Linked DNA regions of Mus musculus: region 1 is linked to region 2. Evidence: chromatin loops called from intact Hi-C (ENCODE). Cell type or tissue: gastrocnemius. All regions are shown on one strand. Links, peaks and the distances in the headings refer to the core of each region. The heading gives the core; the rest is flanking DNA. Region 1 holds the start of Gm32534 (a long non-coding RNA gene). Region 2 has its middle 11 kb from the start of 2310069B03Rik.

The links. Hi-C counts contacts between places; a loop is a spot of excess contacts. Peaks named below come from ENCODE experiments on the same cell type or tissue, not always from the same donor. Only the 100,000 strongest peaks of a DNase experiment are listed, where the experiment ranks them.
Region 1: it touches region 2 in a loop (7-fold over the local background); 7 of 42 quality-filtered maps call a loop at or near these places.

The regions. Positions count from the first base shown.
Region 1 is chr6:82,712,539-82,716,925 of GRCm38, forward strand. It overlaps Gm32534 (a long non-coding RNA gene), which reads right to left and starts at 2,392. Exons shown (of 3, transcript XR_377781.3): 1 at 2,187-2,392; 2 at 221-353. It overlaps Gm32480 (a long non-coding RNA gene), which reads left to right and starts at 2,668. Exons shown (of 2, transcript XR_003956455.1): 1 at 2,668-2,983; 2 at 3,071-3,431. In gastrocnemius, for the core only: a CTCF peak has its summit at 1,871 (motif pointing right); DNase peaks (open chromatin) are centred at 1,262, 1,888, 2,473 and 2,948.
Region 2 is chr6:82,890,363-82,894,749 of GRCm38, forward strand. No RefSeq gene overlaps it. Among named protein-coding and RNA genes, the nearest start is that of 2310069B03Rik, 11 kb to the left of the region's middle. In gastrocnemius, for the core only: a CTCF peak has its summit at 2,392 (motif pointing left); a DNase peak (open chromatin) is centred at 2,396.

The DNA of each region.
Region 1 (4,387 bases), core at 110-4,109, 180 kb before region 2:
ACATTTCAGTCTGAGGATTCCTATGCTGTAAGAAAGGAGAGAACTTTGGGTCTCCTGAGGATGCTAAGCAGGGCCAGGCACTGGCCCCAGTGGTCTGAAGCCTGAGCTCAGCTGTGGAACAGGCCTTCTGCCCAAATATGGGCAACTTCCAGGACAGCCAGGGGCCCAGAGACCTCTTATTAAGCTTCAAAGGGTGGTTTGGATCTCTGGTTCCACTCACCTGGCAAGGCATCACAGACATTGTTCCAGACTGTGCTAGTGATCGATCACCTCCTAGTCCCCCACAAAGCCTGTTTCATCCGATCTACAGTCAAGTCAGGAGGCTGCCCTGGATCCTATGCCCTGGAACGGCTCTTCCCGAGAGCCAGAGAGAGACATGAGAAAACAAATGCTCAGAAGCCTGGGCAGCTGCTAAGATGCCTAGCCCAGCCAGCCTGACCTCTTCTCCCACAGCAGGGCTTAGGCAGAGACAGACATGACTGCTTTCCGGTGAGCCTACCAGACAGCTTGCTTTCCAGTCAGATGGACAACTTACCTGGAGAAGTCTGGCCATCTCTTTAGGCTATGAGCTCCTTCTAAGGGTAGACTGGAACTCTGTGTGTGTTCGCATGTGGTCACATGTGAACATGCAGGTGTACGTGGGGCTCAGAGACGGATATCAAGTATCCTCCTCAACAGATCTACATCTTGGGGTTTTTTAGACAAGGCTGTCCATTGAACTGGAGTTCACTAGCTGAGCTTGTTTGGCCTTTATTATTCCCACATCTCCAGTGCTGGGATGTTGGTTTGGATGATCCAGCCTTTAGAATGGGTGATGGGGATTTGAACTTGGGTCCTCATGCTTTTGTGCCTGTCTCCTCTACCAACTGTGCCCAGCCACTAGATTAGGACTTTAGAGGGTAAAGAAGTGCAAAGAGAAACGGGACGGGCAGCCAGGAAAGAGGTTGAAGTGAATGATGGCATTCACTCACAGCAGCCGGCCCCTGTTGCTGGGATGAAACCTCACTGCGCTCAGCTATCTTCCTGAACCAAGAACAACTCCATCCTAGGAGATGGAGTCATGGGAGGAGGGACTTGGGAAAGAAAAGGGGGATCAAAAGAGGAGAGACTCCAGGGACCCTGTGCATACCAGCCTGGAGTCCACCAGACAGCTTTGGAGACCCCCACTTTCCCCAACAGGATGTTTCTGCTCTTCGCTTTCTGCCACATTAAATGCCTGTTTTTACCTCGGTGAGTCTTGTATAACTCTGGGAACAATGCCCACACCTGAGCAGGTGGCACACAGCACTGGCAGTCCTATTATGTAATATGACAGAAGAGCCATCAGGTGTAGTCTAGACACACCCACCAATGCACTGGTTCCTGCCCCTCCCTCTAGAACAACGGTTCTTAGGTTCTCAGCTTGTAGATCACAACCCCTTTGGGGGTCAAATGACTCTTTCACAATGGTCGCCTAAAAGCATTGGAAAGCATAGATATTTACATTACAATACATAACATTAGCAAAATTGCAGTTATGAAGTAGCAGTGAAAACAAGGAACTGTATTAAAGGGTCACAACTTTAGGAAGACTGAGAACCACTCCTCTAGAAGGATGTCAGCCATCTTAGCAACTTATATTTCTCCTCCCCGCCCACCCCATTGCCTTCCTACTTTCAGTTTTTCTTTTCTCCATTTTCCCTCTTTTTCCTTCCTCTTCCCTTCAAATATTACATAACCTTAGGAAACACACATGGCTTTAAACGAATATATTTGTTTTAAGAATCAAAAAAAAAAAAAAAAAGGAAGGATCTAGTAATAGCTAAGACTAGGACAGCCTTCTCTGTTTTCTCAGCAACATGGGTTGCAGTGTCCACCAGAGGCCACTGGAGGGAGCCTCTGAGTCAGAGCTACTGAAGGGCACCGAGAAGGGAATTTATTTGCCTTATGCAGTGTTGAGGGCTGCCTGCAGGGCACCATCTCTCCAAATCTCTAGGCTAACAATTGGGTGAGTACCAACTCCTGATGAGCCAGAGAGGATGGGGCACAAAAGCTGGCAAGCGTGGGGAGCTCTCTAACATCTGGCCTTGGGAAGTGGTGGGGGCCATAATAGGTTCTGGACTAGAGTTCCATCCTCAAGTGCCATGTCATTTGGCAGTGGGGGGGGGGGGCTACCTGCTCCACCGTGAAGAATCTGTTGGACTTACCTTCCCCGTGGTGAAGAAGGCCTCAAAACTCGATTTAACCAGATCTCTTCATTGTCACGTTCCTTGCAGCCAATTGTTTATGCAGGAGTTTCATAGTCACCTCATGTGTAATATATACAAACTGAATAAAGCATGCGCCCTTTCTCAATACTTTCCTTCTAGGGCCTTTGGTTAAATGCTCTACAGACAACATTGGAGCTTAGAAATATGTAGACCACTGCCAAGAAAGGAGTCGTCTGGTCCTGCCAGAAGTAGGACTCAGCACAGTAGAACACCTGGTGCTGGCCTCCTAGGGCAACTCCGCAGTCTCAGGCCAAAGACATTTCAAGCACCACTGAGCAGTGGGGAAACTGAACCATTCAGAGGCCCCAAGTGCTTGCCTTCGTAAGTCCCCCGGGTTAGCAGGAAGTACAGGTGGTTCTGGCATTTTCCAGTGCTTATTAAGACAGAAAACATTTAATAAAACACAATAGATGTTTGTCCCTCAGAGAACCCAAAGTCCAGAAGCCACTGGGGATTCAAATTTTCTATTTATTTCGACACTATGATTGGTGTGTTTCTTGCCTGCTTTCCCTGGAAATGGGTTCTCAGCCTGGAGAGCAGAGTGTGAAGAGAGAGTTGTGGCTATTGCTCCACAAGGCAGGGAGAGGCATGTCAGCTCCTGAGCACACAATGGAGAAAGTCTCACTCCCATCTGCTTGGACAGCACCACCAACTGCACCTGGAGCCAGCTCTGTGAGCAGTCCCGGCCTGCCGGCACACCGCTGGCCCACATCCCAGAATTCCCCGATTTTCAGGTAAGTATTCCAGCAGCAGATGGAGTTTACAACTAGCAGAAGGGTGGATGTTCAAGCTAGGCCTCTCAAATCCCCTTGTTCTTACAGTGCAGGGTAGCAGGCTTGGAAAGGCTGATGTCGCACTTTGGAAATGGTTAATGGTCTGTGTCGGAAGCTTGCCCCCCAAAGAAATGGCGCAGAAAAATGGAGGAGCTTTAAGAGAGGGGATTAGGTCATTGGAGAAGCACCAGCAGAAGGGATTAGCTTCCCTCATATCTAGCAGACTGGCAGAAAAGAGCAAATGCAGCTTCTCCCCGCCCCCTTACTTCCTCTTTCTCCATCTTACCCTTTGTACAAGCTCCTACTATATGATGACATCACTGTGCCATGACCCAGCAGAGCCCCTTGGCAGGTGTGGTCACTCAGTCTAGCTGTCAGGACTGTGTGCTGAATAAACCTTTTCTCTATATAAGGTGTCTTGACTCTGGTATTAATCACAAGGGCAGAAATGAACTAAGCCAGCTGTAGACTGAGCTTTTTCTAAACTTTTATTTAGAAACTTTGTTTAGAGTTCTAAAATGCTTCAACCTCCCTTCTAGCCCACAGACCAAAGGTAGGGGGAAAAGAAGGTTTATAGGAAAAGGGAGTTGTGGACCTGTTTAGAAATAGTTCCTTGGAACGGTTTCACTCTTCACTCTCAGAACACCAGCAGTCTACTCCAATAGCAAACACCAAACATGAATTAGCAGCAGCAGTCTGATCCAGCAGAAACCACAAAGTTCTGCCAGATTGGCATGAGTCAGCAAAAATGGCAAGAATCAGCCAGAATATCACGAGAAGTTCCCTGGCATGTCTCTCTCTCTACACAGTGAAGACCAGCAAAGAAACAGTAAAGAAGAAAGTCTGGCAAAATGTCGCAAGGCATAGCAATGTAAGAATGCTGTTCGTTGTCTGTGGGGTTGTATTTATAGTCTTTCCAAACATCACACACCCTCTCACATGTCTCCTTCAGCAAAACATCTTCTCACGAGTCTGCTTGAGCAAAACATTCTCTCACAAGACAACTTCCAGAAAAATACCACATGACACAACTGAGTTTCCAAAGAACCCAAAACTTTCGACTTCAGTCAGCCATCAGAGTGCTCTGCAATGGTGCATGTTAGCCCTGGTCCAGATCATTCCTTTCAAATTTTCTGAGATAATTCTCAAAAGCATTTGCAGACATAGGTAAGTAAAGACTATGTCTATCGGGGCCAGGGAGATGACTCAGTGGGTAGAGCGCTCGATGTACAAACATGAGGACCTGAGTTCAAATCCCCAATACCCATAAAAGTCAGGCTCTGTGGCAGGTATCTGTAACCTCAGTGTTGGGGAGTGGAGACAGGAGGATTCCAGGAGCTGGTCAGCCAGTTTTGCTAACCCAGT
Region 2 (4,387 bases), core at 195-4,194:
CCCAGAGACCTGACACTCACAGAGGCCCAAAGGATGAATCTGTTTCCTGATGCTCACATCCTGGCCTTCTTCTCCCAGCTAAAGTGGACACTAGGAGGCTAAGAGTGTAGCTTAGGGGGAGGATACTCTACATGCTCGGCATGTATGAAGTCCTGGCTTCAGTTCTGGAGATACAGTTAAATAAAATGGATACTAGGAACTGAACATTCCAAGAACCATTTTCATCTGGGTACCACCTTCAGGGCTCGTGGGTTGCTGAGGAGGACTCAAAACCTCAGGTCACATTGGGATTTGACCCTACCACTAACAAAGAGATACAAAGACCCGCAGTGTCCCTTTTCATCAGCATCTCACAGGAGGGTCAATCCAGGCGAGCCCATGCTTTCCTCAGTTCCCATGAATCAGTGCTCTGGAAGCAAACGCTGTTATTGAGACTCTGGAAGCTCAGTTATTAATAGAGCCAAAGACCGGGCTTTACTTGAAAGACAGGTACCCTGTCCACCCAGTGCTGACCAGGCCATGGGATGGGGGGAGTACTGAAGTTGTTGCGGGTGGTTTTCTGCTCTTCTTAGTGCCCCCTAATGACAGCATCTCCCAGGAAAAGGTCAAAGTTAGCCTTTCATTCTGGTCCTTGCAACGCCCAGGGCTTCCCAGCAGCTGGCAGAGGAGGGTGGGCCAGGGAAGCTTGCTTTACTGATTCTCTGTTGAGACCCACTCCTTCCATGCCTGATGCTTTTCCAAACCACTCTTGTCAACATACCTTGGCGACTTTGCAGCTTCCCTAACCTTCCAGAGCCTTGTTTGTCTCCATCAGTCGCTACCATAATGCCTTCTTTGTTCCATGGGCACTTGCGCACCTTATGCACATCTGGATTGCTGAAATATTGGAGCTGGGGGTGGGGCGGTGATGATTTGAGATGTAGTTCTTGCCTACAGACCAAGTGCTTGCCTACCTATTGTACGACAGACTTTTCATGGAAGGACACCAAGACACTCATCTATTCACCCCAGAGAGGGAGGCCATGGCAGATCAAAGTAACGACTGTAGCAACATCCAATTTGGTAAAAAGTAAGTTTTTACAGGAGTTACTATCAGGACTGTGGGTGAGGGGGTCACTTATAAAGAGCAGGGATCACTCAGAAGCAGCCGCATCACCAGAAAGCCCACCCCAACATGGGTGACCTGTCCCCATAGCTGCAACCCTGGAGCTCTCTGTGCATCCTGGGGCACTTCAGCAGCTCAATCTCCAGACACTGCGCATGGGGCTGAGCCGTAAGCATCCTTCAGACTTGTGTGCTCCCAGGCATGTGACCTTTCGTTGCCCTCCTGGAGAAAGTATTTGCTCAGAGGGCGTGTTGCCACTTTGCTGCTGCGTTTCTTTTACAGGATAATAGCAGTGGGTTTTCCCCTAAGGTGGCATAGGCCTGACCCACTTCCTTCTGCAGGAAATAGAAAGGGGAAAGGTTGTTGGTGCCCAATTGGTTCTTTTCCCCTTTTCCTTAAAGTCTGGGCCCCATCCCATGGGAAGGGATCACTCTGTTCAAGGTGGGCTTTCTCCCCCAGTTAATCCTCTTTGGAAAAACTCTGTCTCTCTCCCCGTCTCTCTGTGACTGTGTGCATGTCCGTCTGTCTCTCTTCTCTCTCTGTCTTTTCTCTTCATCTATATCCCTCTCTCATACAGACACACAAAATGGGCTTCATTAATGACCTGCTTGTGTATATTTGTATTTTATCATTTAATTTTTTGTGTGTTTTGTTTTAAGATTTATTTTATTGTATGTGTGTGACTGTTCTGCATGCGTGTATGTCTATGTGTGGGCCTGGTACCCATGGAGGTCAGAAAAGGGCCTGAAATACCCTGAAACTGGAGTTTATGGATGGCTAACCATAAACTGCCGTGTGGGTTCTGGGAAGTAAGCTCTGGTCCTCTCCACGGGCATCTGTTGAACCATGGAGCTCTCTCTCTAGCCCCTGCTAAGCTGTGTGTCTGTCTGGTGTCCTCTTGCTTGGGCTGCAGCCTTGTTGATGGATTGTATGTTGATGAGGACTGACCTGCTCTCACCACCCTGAGAAGACATTTATGATGATTACTTTTGATTGTCGACTTGACTGACTTAACGGCCAACTAAGGTTGTGCGTGATGGCACATACATTTAACCCCAGCACCCGGGAGGCAGAGATAGGTAGATTTCTGTGAAATTTGAGGATAGGGGGATCTATGTAGTGAGTTCCACACTAGCCAGGGCTATAGTGTGAGACTCTGTCTCAAAATCAAATCAAAACAAAAACAAAACTAACTAAAAGGAAAAACAAACAAAAAACTGGGCTGGAGAACTGGAGGGTCACAACCACCTGTAACTCCCATTCCAAGGGGTCTTCTGCCCTCTACAGGCCTCCATGGACACTGCACTCACACACACAGCAAGAAAGACACACACAAACACACACAATTTTACAAAATAATAATGAATTCTTGAAAGGAGAAAGAGAGAGAGATGTTGGCACAGAAGTGTCAGAAACTTCTCGATTGCCCCCACACTTGGCTCGTGGGATCCTGCTGGGCATTCCATGAACACGCGTGAGCAGTCACCACTGTTTGGTGGCTGGCATGGTTAACCCCATAGACTGATTCTGAGATTCTCGTTTGCACAGGCTTCCATAAATGCACAAAGTACCTAGAACGGTCTTCTTCTTAAGGTTGAAATCACAGCCTGGACTACCACTTGCTTCTGGTATCTCTTCTATACTGATGCTAAGTTCCTTTGACCTGAAGCAGGTGATGTCAGTCTCATTGCAAGGACTGCCCAGTGCCCTTTCTCCTCATATTCTGAGCACAGAATGCGCTGCCCTTGCTCATGACCCATTCAGGACTCATCCCCGCCCTCCACTCTTCGTGAACCTGGGGAGTATGGAGATGCGGCACACAGAGGAGGAGAAGAGGGCTTCAAAAGGCCTGGCCAGTTGGTATGAGATGTCTGAAATGTGTTTACTGGTCAGGGAGGAGTTGTGGAAGAGGTAGGTATCATTAAAATACATTGTCATTGTATGAAATTCTCAACGAATGAATAAAGACACTGTCTTTTTTAAAAGTACTAACTGAATATAGAATATAAAGATTTTTTTCTAGCAGTGTTGAGAACCTGTTGAGGGAGGAAGTCATCAATCTGTCCCCAGTCAGCCAGTCTGACTGAATTTTCTCTGGCTCAACTCAAGCATAGAGAATAAATGTTAGGAATGACTGAGTTAGGAAGTGACCTAATTCAGGTGGATGGGGAGAGCAAGCTGTGGGTCACTGGGTCCAGGGCACGCACAGACACACAGACAGACAGGGGGGGGAGAGGGAGAGGGAGAAGGAGAGGGAGAGGGAGAGGGAGAGGGAGAGGGAGAGGGAGAGGGAGAGGGAGAGGGAGAGAGAGGAGAGAGAGCGAGATGTGGTGTCCCACTGCAGTCAAACTGCGGGGAACCAGCCAGGACCTTGAGAGGGGTAAATGGGGTGGGGTGGGGGGGGGTGTACAGAGGAGGGAAGTTCAGGATGAAGGAAACTAATACAGTTTGCACTTCAAGGTAGATTTGGATTCAGTGCCCTTGACAGCTACATAGTAATTTTAAGGCTGGTGTAGGTCACATGAGACCCTATTTCAAAAAGATAAAAATAGGCAGAGCAGAAGTGGCACAGGCCTTTAATCCCAGCACTTGGGAGGCAGGGACAGGAAGATCTCTGTGAGTTCAAGGCCAGCCTGGTTTACAGAGTGAACTCTAGAACAGCCAGAACTACACAGAGAAATCTTGTCTTTATTATTATTATTACTATTTCTTTATTTATATTTCAAATGTTATCCCCTTTCCTAGTTTTCCCTCTGAAAACCCCTATCCCATCCTCCCCAGAAACCCTGTCTTTAAAAAATAAATAAATAAATAAATAAATGAATAAATAAAACATGTTTAAGAAGAATGCTTCCTATGTCCTTTAACACCCAGGTTCTCAAGACTGTTAATCTATCAACTATCCTTTTTGTCTACACCCCACACACCTTCCCTCTGTTCTTATCTCCTGAACTCTTCCCACTGGCAATGGAAGCAGCCAGATCTTGGCTGGATGTAGGGTGCCTGCCTAGCATGCATGAAGTCCTGAATTCCATCTCCAGCACTCCACATAGACTGGACATGGTAGCACATGCCTGTCATCTCAGCACTCCAGAGGTTAAAGTGGGGAGGAGCAGAAATTCAAGATCATCCTGGACCATAGTGAGTTCAAGGCTAGCTTGGGCAGCAGGAGACAAGAAGGAGGAGGAGGAGGAGGAGGAGGAGAGAGAGGGGGGAGGGGAGGAGGAAGAGAAACAGAAAGAAGAGAGGAGGAGGAGGAGGAAGAAGTAATAGATCTATCCC